Linked DNA regions of Homo sapiens: region 1 is linked to region 2. A link is an interaction called in ENCODE POLR2A ChIA-PET data of the cell type or tissue named here. Cell type or tissue: MCF 10A. All regions are shown on one strand. Links, peaks and the distances in the headings refer to the core of each region. The heading gives the core; the rest is flanking DNA. Region 1 overlaps SYT16 (synaptotagmin 16). Region 2 overlaps LINC01303 (long intergenic non-protein coding RNA 1303).

Region 1 (4,395 bases), core at 170-4,169, 350 kb after region 2:
AGCAGCTCCTAATCATAATTCACTTGAACCTGCAGGACCTCTGGGAGGTTAGAAACATAGCAATTATTAAAAGCGGGAGATCATTAAGATTCACTCAAAGGAGGTGAAGGAATAATCATGAACACATTTTCTTATGTGGCCTAAAACTTGTGTTGCCATCTAATTGCTTCTGTTACAGTTGGGGTCAGAATAGAATATCATGTATTTACTTATATCCCACTTCGAAAACCTCTCCCTTACATTTCTTCCTTGTTCCTTCAATAACCTGATTTCTAGGAACTACCTGCACTGACTTATGCCCTAGGGCCATAAAGATGAGTGAAACCCAACACAATTCTCAGATGCCTGAAATTCCATCTAAACCATTCTTTTAGCTTAAAATCATGATTTCTGCGAACACATCTTTGAGAAGACTTAAGCTTTTATCAAGTATTAAAACCTTTGTGTGAATGGAATATTCATGGTAGGGATGTTAGCTGTCCTCCAAAGTTCATGCTCTTTCTTTATTAGGCTAGTGCAAAAGTAATTGCGGGTTTTGCCATTATTGGCAAATTGCTGCAATTACTTATGCACCAAACTATTATATTGCGGAGTTGTTGCTGAGAAGTGGCTGTCTAGGTAGGAACTATATTTCCCAGATCTTCTTGCATCTGGGACCATCTGACTGAGTTCTGACCAGTGGAGTGTGGCTGGAAGTGTTGTAAGCTGCTTCCAAACCCAGCCTATGGCAACCTTCTGTGTAATTATCTGCTTGCCTTGCCCTCTTCTTACACCTGCTAGCTGACTGTCCACACCCCGGGTCTCTTTGGAAGTCAAGGGTTGAAGACAGCAGGGTCTCTATCAGTCTAGCCCTTAAAAAATTATGTGACACAGATCCCCTCCACTTCTATTTTCTGCTGCAATTGGACTTCTTCTTCTTCTTTTTTTTTTTTTTGGGGATAAATCTCGCTCTGTTGCCCAGTCTGGAGTGTAGTGGTGTGATCTTGGCTCACTGCAACCTCTGCATCCCAGGTTCCAGTGATTCTCCTGTATCAGCCACCCAAGTGGCTGGGACTATAGGCATGTGCCACCACGCCCAGCTATTTTTGTATTTTTAGTAGAGACGGGGTTTCACCACGTTGGCCAGGATGGTCTTGAGCTCTTGACCTCGTGATCCGCCTGCCTTGGCCTTCCAAAGTGCTGGGATTACAGGTGTGAGCCACCGCGCCCAGCCATGGACTTCTCTTATGTTAAGACACTGAAAATTGGAGTTTATTATCACAGCTAGTGCTTCCCTAACTAACAAAGAAGTAAAACACTTTCTTTAAAACAGTAGGTTTTGATAGGGAATTTGAGACAGCCAATTTCCTCAGAGAAAGGGAGAGGGCTGTGTCTACTGGTGAATGTGGGAGGGTTCTAGAATGACAAGCAGTGAGCCATAAAATAATTTTCTTCATTTAATTATTCCTTATGTTTTTTAGTAGCACAGTCTTTCTCTGTTACCCAGGCTGGAGTGCAGTGGTGCAGTCATGGCTTGCTGTAGCCTCGAATGCCTGGGTTCAAGCGATCCTCCCATCTCAGCCTTCTGAGTAAACACGAATATTCTTAGGGCTCTGTACTGTTTGTAGCATATTGGCTAAAAAGGATTTTTCACTGATTTAGCATTTCAGATTCTTTTCTCGCTCTTCGGCTTTTTTTAGTATAGTTTTCCTTCTCTTATTTTCATGGCCTGAAGCAAATATTTGTAAATCATCTCCTATATGTTCAGTACTTTGCTAAGCACTAGAGTATGCAGTTTTAGTTTCTTCTTGCTCCTAGCTGTGATGTGAAAATTCTAAAATGATATAAATGAACAGCTACACTAACTCAAGATGTACCATCCATCCATCCTTCCATCCATCCATCCATCCATCCATCCATCCATCCATCCTTCCGTCCGTCCGTCAATCCATCCATCCGTCCGTCCGTCCATCCATCCATCCATCCATCCATCCATCCATCCATCCATCCCAGTACTTGTACTATCCGCCTATGATGTGCCAGGAGCTCCACAAGGCTCTGAGGACACAATGGTAAATGAGACACACAGCACTTTGTGTCTCACAGAGCTCACATTCTAAAAATTAGAAATCATCTTAGAAGTAAATTACTGTTTTAAATGCCTGTTATTCATACCCTGTGCTAGAAGTTATGATGGATATAAAAAATACATGGAATTTCTGCTCCAAAAGCCTAGTCGAGGCAGAGACAAGCTCCCTTTGTCATTGCAACTGAAAGAACTGCTCTAAAGGCAAGGTGAGCTGAGCAGAGTGATTTAGTTCCTTCAATAGCTGCTTGGTTCATGGAAACTTGAGTTCAAGTGCATCATGAAAGTGGCTTTTAAATATTTGATCATTTTATTCTTGGTTATGGTTGCTTTGAGTATTTTCAGTAAAACATCTGCTTGTGTTTCCTGAGTGAGACATGTATATTAACTAGAGATGACGTTCTTATGAGTGATTATTACCAATGAAAATGTACTTCATTAATAAATGAAATCTGCATTAATTATCTTTTTGCCATGTAACAAATTACCCCACAAGTTGGCAGCTTAAAATAACTTTTATTATTTCATAGGTTTTGGCATCAGGCATTTGGGAGTGACTTGGCTGTGTGATTCTGGCTCAGGGTCTGTCTGAGGCTGCAGTTAGACCTTCCATTGGCATCAGAGGATCCACTTGCAAGCAGACTCACACACATGGCTGTTGGCTGGAGGCCACAGTTGCTCACCGTGTGGGCCTCTCCACAGGGCTGCTCATGATATGGCTGCTACATCTCCCCAGAGTGTGGGATCCAGAAGAGAGAGTAGGGCAGAAGCCACAGTATTCCTTATGGCCTACCTCGGCAATGACATGCCATCAGTTTTTCCATGTTTTATGAATCACACAGGTAACTCTGGCACAATATGGGGAGAGACTACAGAAGGGTGTGAGCCCCAGGGGGGTGCATCCTAAAGGCTGACTGGCTACCACAGTATCCTTTCTCCATAATTTTTTTAACTCTTAGAAATATCACTTGAATAAAGTGAGCTTACGTCGTGTTCCTACAAAGAGATTCAGGTGCCACAGGATCTTTAGGACCATATACAAAGAACACAGAGCATGAGAGACTTTGTGTGTGTTTAGGTGGAGATGTGTATGTAGCCATGCTCTTGCAACTTTGAGAACCTGTTGATCATTTAATACTATACTTCACAGTCCTCACCTGAGTAAGGTGGTGGGCCACCCCTGTAGGACAAGACCAGCCTTTGGCCTTTAAAGGCTGCTGTTTACCTGTCTTTCCCCTTTTCTCAGTTTTTCCACCAGCGTGTGAACTGCAAAGTTGATTTAGGTGTACCAGGTTTAGCTGCTTGGTGAACTCACAAAGTGTTCCCTTGAGACTTAAAATACAATAAGCCAGATTGAAGAGAATCAAACATATGCCATGGATTCAATCAGTGATTCACGAATTTGTCTGATCATAAGAATTATCTTCCATTCATTAGAAATACATATTCTCAGACTTTCCTAGACCTATTATATCAGAATCTTCTGTGGAGAGGCCTGTGTTTGTTTTTTTAAAGTCATTTCAGGTATTTTTTTAGGTTTCATAAGATGAGAAAACACTGGATTATATCACGTCGGGAATAGGAATTAGATGAACATCTAACTTAATGGGATTCATTTAATTTGAAATAAAATGGAGAACACAGTTTTAATAAGTGGACGGTTTTGTTTCCTAATTTTTCTTAATGAACATTTGCTCCAAACTGAGCAGGGATGGAAGGAAGGTCTGACTGTATTGCTTTCTTGGCAGTCTGAGCTCCATGGTGCCTTCAGGTCATGAACATCTTTTTCTGATTGAAAATCTTATACTGAGAGATACAGGATTTTTTGGTAAGTGTTCCTGAAACGCAAGCTAGCTTCTACATCTGGTGGCTGTGGCTCAACCAAAAAGCAGCAATCCATTTCTTTCTTTCTTCCTTTCTTTCCTTTCTTCTCTTTGACAGAATCTTGCTCTGTCACCCAGGCTGGAGTGCAGTGGCGTGATAATGGTTCACTGCAGCCTTGAACTCCTGGGCTCAAGTGATCCTCCCACCCCAGCTTCCCAAGTAGCTGGGACTACAGGCACATGCCATTACACCTGGCCAACTTTTTAATTTTTTGTAGAGATGGAGGTCTCCCTGTATTGTCCAGGCTGGTCTTGAACTCCCAGTCTCCCAAAGTGCTGGGATTACAGGCATGAGCCACCGTGCCTGGCCCCATCAATTCATTTTAAGCACAAAGTCAAAATGAACCATAATGGATATTTTTGTGAGTACTTTCAGAGTGATAGAGGGGATTTTCAAGGTGCTTTGGACTACAGGCAACTTTTACTTTATGTTCTAATTTTAAAACT
Region 2 (4,395 bases), core at 260-4,259:
CTGTGGGATTGATTAACTTTTTGTTATGGTTCACTCCACTCTGGTAAACAACCACGAAAAATAAAGCATGCCTCCTGTTTCATTCACAAAACTCATTATCATAGCCACGCAGAGCCAAAACACTGTCTTTGGTAAGTCTGTGATCACTCAGCAGCTTCCTTCTTCACAATTGCTTCTCAAGCCCACTACCTGGGTTCCCCAGTTTGGGTTGAGTCCATTCTTTTGAGGCTATTTATTCCATGCCTATCAGGTTATTCAATAGCTAATGTTTATATCTGAGAAGAGAGAAGATACACAGGATATTTACCTAAAGCTCAAATGAGTCTTCAATTCCTGGTTACAATTCTACTTCACATCTTTCTTCAGTTCTGCTAGACCTGGCATCCCCTTCCAAGGGATCACAAGGCTGTCTTGCCCACACTTCCTGAAGAAGGCTGGCACAGAGCAGGTAGCGAGCCATTCAGGCAACTGGGCCAGAGTCCACTGGGGCTGCTGGGTTCCCTCAGCACAGTGGGCAGCATGGAGGTCAAGACGAGGTCACATTGGGACCTTTCACTCCCTCAGGTCCATCTTAAGACATCGTCAGGCCTTATCATCCCACTGTCCTTCCCAGCCAGTCCTCATCCCACACCCATTTGCTCCTGCTCTCCCAAGCTATTCCACGGTGACCTAACTGAATTAGACACATGGCCTTGAGTGTTTGAAAGGACAATAACTTCAAGCCTTTGCTTTGGGATGTGGGTCAGCCTTTGACTGCCAAAGTTGCTTTCACTTAATGGCTAACATGTTGCATGTTTATTACATGTGAAGCCCTGTTCTAAATACTTTAAGTGTATTTACTTATTCAATACCCCCCATGAGGTGGGTACTCTCAGTTTCATTGTACAGATGGGGGAAAGTGAAGTACAAGAGATTAAGTCACTTGTCTAAATTCACACAACTAAAGCAGTGGGGTTAGGATTTGGATCAAGCAGTTTAACTCCAGAGTCCCTACTTTTAGCTCAGTTCAGTGAGGTTCTTCTATGAAAGCGAATTCTATTTTTCCACCTTTGTGGGGTTGGCAGGAAGCACCAAGATAAACTGCCAGCTGGGCAGGACAGTATTAGCCCTCCCCTGGGTAGAACAATTTATCAGCAGTGGGACTGCATGATTTGCATATCAAGGGGCTGGAGCTGCTAACCCCAGTTCTTGGAACTGGGGCAGGCCAGGGTGATGCAATCAGGACTTCAACCTCCCTGAATAGGGGAAGAGGAAGTAGTCTGGTTCTCTCTGAATCCCGTGAGCCCCATCTGAACCCCTGGGGTAACTTCTGAGCCTTGGTGGAGTTTCCAGCCCTTTCTCCCCTCGTAGAGGAGCCACTTCATGTTTTAGTAACTCTTCATCACCCACCCCGCCAGCTCATGCAGCAGCGTCAGGAAGAAGGTGCGCAGCCTGGAACCTACCTTGGCAGCTGCATGTTTACAGCTATGAAGCTGAGCTGGTGTAACATGTTAGCAAAGAAAAGAGCAAAAATAGACCAGGCACGGTGGCTCACGCCTGTAATCTCAGTACTTTGGGAGGCCGAGGTAGGTGGATAACTTGAGATCAGGAGCTCAAGACCAGCCTGGCCAACATGGTGAAACCCCGTCTCTACTAAAAAATTACAAAAGTTAGCCGGGCGTGGTGGTGGGCGCCTGTAATCCCAGCTACTCAGGAGGCTGAGGCAGGAGAATAGTTTCAACCCTGGAGGTGGAGGCTGCAATGAGCTGAGATCACGCCACTGCACTCCAGCCTGGGCGACAGAGGGAGACCCTGTCTCAAAACAAAACAAAAAAAAGCAAAGCAAAAATAAAAGCATCCCATTTGTCATTTATTGATCTTAATTGAATCCTGACCTCAGATGATCTGCCCGCCTCGGCCTCCCAAAGTGCTGGAATTACAGGCATGAGCCACCACACCCCGGATCTTAATTGGGTACACATTGCCTTGAAAATATTCCAGCCACGGATTTGACCATTTCACATGCCAACATGATAAAGCTGTTCATTATTCCCAGGTTTGGTCATCCTGGTTGCTTAATCTAGCAATGTTGACTTAAAATGACTAGACAGCCCACAGTGATTGCCCCCGGCTCAGGGTCACACTGGGCCCTGTAACTTCTCATTTTACATCATCCAAGGATAAGACTCCAGTACAACTGTAGTAGATGTTTGTGATGAAAATGAGCCCTTTGCTGAGATGTTCCTCTGAATTGAGTTGCAAGTTGGCCAAAGCTGGCCAGAGTGCAGCTGTAAAGGGAGCTTTGTAGTCTCCTTTTGTTCCTTTGTTGAATTGTAACCAAAGCTAAGGGAGCTACCCTGGGCTTTATCCCGTCCCCACCTCTTCACCTCCACTGCCCTGCCAACTGTTCTTTCCCTCCTCCTGCTTCCTGGCTCTTTACTCCCCTACCGAGTACGTCGGTTCTGCACTCTCTCTCCCTGCACCACTTGATTCTTAGAGCCAAACTGTTATATAGCCAGTTTTCCAACCATCAAGATGGCATAAAATTTTGATTTGCATATTTATTTTATAGGCTCTTTTAGAGCCCAGAAATGGCAGTCACCTTTCCCATGTGTTTCTGCGTCTTTGGCATCACCCTGTGTCAGCAGCACTGAGTGCCTAGGTGAGCCACCCTACCCTATGCTGCCCGTGCAGTCTAGGGGGCAAGATGTCACATGGGTAAGAGCCCTGGCTGGTAAGAGTAGTGGGCAGCCCTGGGGGCTGAATCCACACTTACTGAATGTTCTTGAGAAAAGCTAGTTCTTTCTCCAATTTCAACTTTCTCATTTGTGAAATGGGAGTGAGCATAGCGCCTGCCTGCCTTCTGTTAATACTGCAGGGATTAACTGTGATACATTGTCAAGCGTTTGCCACAGGGCTGGGACACAGAAATGCTCAATCGATGTTGGCTATTATTATCGTCAGCTCTCCCACAGAGGGCTAAGGGAAGGTTGCTTGTGATGTCCATCTGAAAATGGACAGAGAGGGACACTCGTGCTCTCCATGATGCCCATCCCTTTGGATGCCGATGCCATGCCACTCCAATTTGGAGGGATTTCACTTTTCTAACTGGCTGCAGAACCTCCTCAGGAGACCTTATTCTTTTCCTAGGATGTTTTGAGTCCATCCTGCCCCAACTGACATACAGGTTCAGCCTTAAGTTTGATATTCTGCTGCTCTCCTTTGAGGCCAAGAAATATCCACAATTTTCCCAAATGGCTTTTCTTACCAGTCTCAGGAATTATTTTGTCCTTCCAGATCTAACACAAAGGTACATTTTATTCACTTCTGACTGAATAACACAGGGACCACACCCAGCATCAGTACCTGCCGGGCACCCCCAGTTACTCACCATGCCTGTGCGCCAGTTCAGAGAAGAAAGGACATGTGTCAAGATGTTCAGTAGGGTCTGGCATGCCTAAGAATTTGAAGCCAATAGTAGAACCAAGAACCAAAGGCATTTTCTTCCTAATTTAAGGTATCTGTGAAGAAGTTTCTAGTAAAACAAGAGTCTCCATAGTCCTGTGTATTCTTAATGGAAAAGGCCTCAGCACTCCTATCCCCTTGCAACAGCCCTTCCAGATCACCCAGGTCTGCCTTTCTTATGCCACGAAGGCAGTTCTTACCCCACAGAGGCATCATTCTTCCAAGGCCTTAGGCCACAGTTAGAAGAATTTAGGCTAGACAAAGTGAAGATTGTGTAGGCACCGAGTGTGGTCAGACATGCAAGTGGATTGCAGAGGGTGAGACAGGAATCTTCTTTGGATACATTTCAAATTAGAAACCAGGATAGTCTAGTAGTCATTTGACCTGAAAGAGCCAGAAATAACTTAGATGACCTCTCGAGTTCTTGTAGCCTTGTACTCATGGCTAAAAGTGAACAGAGGGATATGGTCAGTTGGTCTCCCCTGATAGACGCCAACCCACACTACTCCCACCATATAGAAAACCTCTGTCACTCGAATTTTCTCCCTGTCCATCTCTGTACAACCTGCATGCCCTAGCACACCTATGTGCCTTCTCTGCATGCTCTCTCAATCCCAGGATTCCCTTCAGGCTCACATAGATCACTTGTCCCTCAAGTCACATACTTGACAATATCTTATACCTGATTGCCTTTCATAGTTCTCATGCTCATTCATACGTGGAAAACAGGAAAACTTTACAAAGTTAAAATCAGCACAAGAAGTTCACAAGAAATATAAGCCCCCTTCTGACAATAGAGCATTTGTGGATGAAAGAGAAAGCAGGATTCCTCAACTCTGTTCTTTTTTTTTTTCTCAAGGAGAATGATTTTTGAGATGAAACAAGTACAATACTCACTGATAAAAATGAATCGTAGCCCAAAGTAAATAAAGGGATTATACGAAGCATTCA

Evidence for each region. Peaks named below come from ENCODE experiments on the same cell type or tissue, not always from the same donor. Only the 100,000 strongest peaks of a DNase experiment are listed, where the experiment ranks them.
Region 1: POLR2A ChIA-PET joins it to region 2 with 6 read pairs; 2 of 35 experiments call an interaction of 5 or more read pairs at or near these places.

The regions. Positions count from the first base shown.
Region 1 is chr14:61,904,842-61,909,236 of GRCh38, forward strand. All of the region lies in intron 1 of SYT16 (synaptotagmin 16), which reads left to right. Among named protein-coding and RNA genes, the nearest start is that of SYT16, 94 kb to the left of the region's middle. In MCF 10A, for the core only: no CTCF peak of the experiment used is centred there; no DNase peak of the experiment used is centred there.
Region 2 is chr14:61,551,900-61,556,294 of GRCh38, forward strand. It overlaps LINC01303 (long intergenic non-protein coding RNA 1303), which reads right to left. Exons shown (of 5, transcript NR_110416.1): 5 at 4,373-4,395. Among named protein-coding and RNA genes, the nearest start is that of PRKCH-AS2, 8.6 kb to the left of the region's middle. RefSeq lists enhancers at 10-520, 521-1,030, 925-974. In MCF 10A, for the core only: no CTCF peak of the experiment used is centred there; DNase peaks (open chromatin) are centred at 1,202 and 2,052.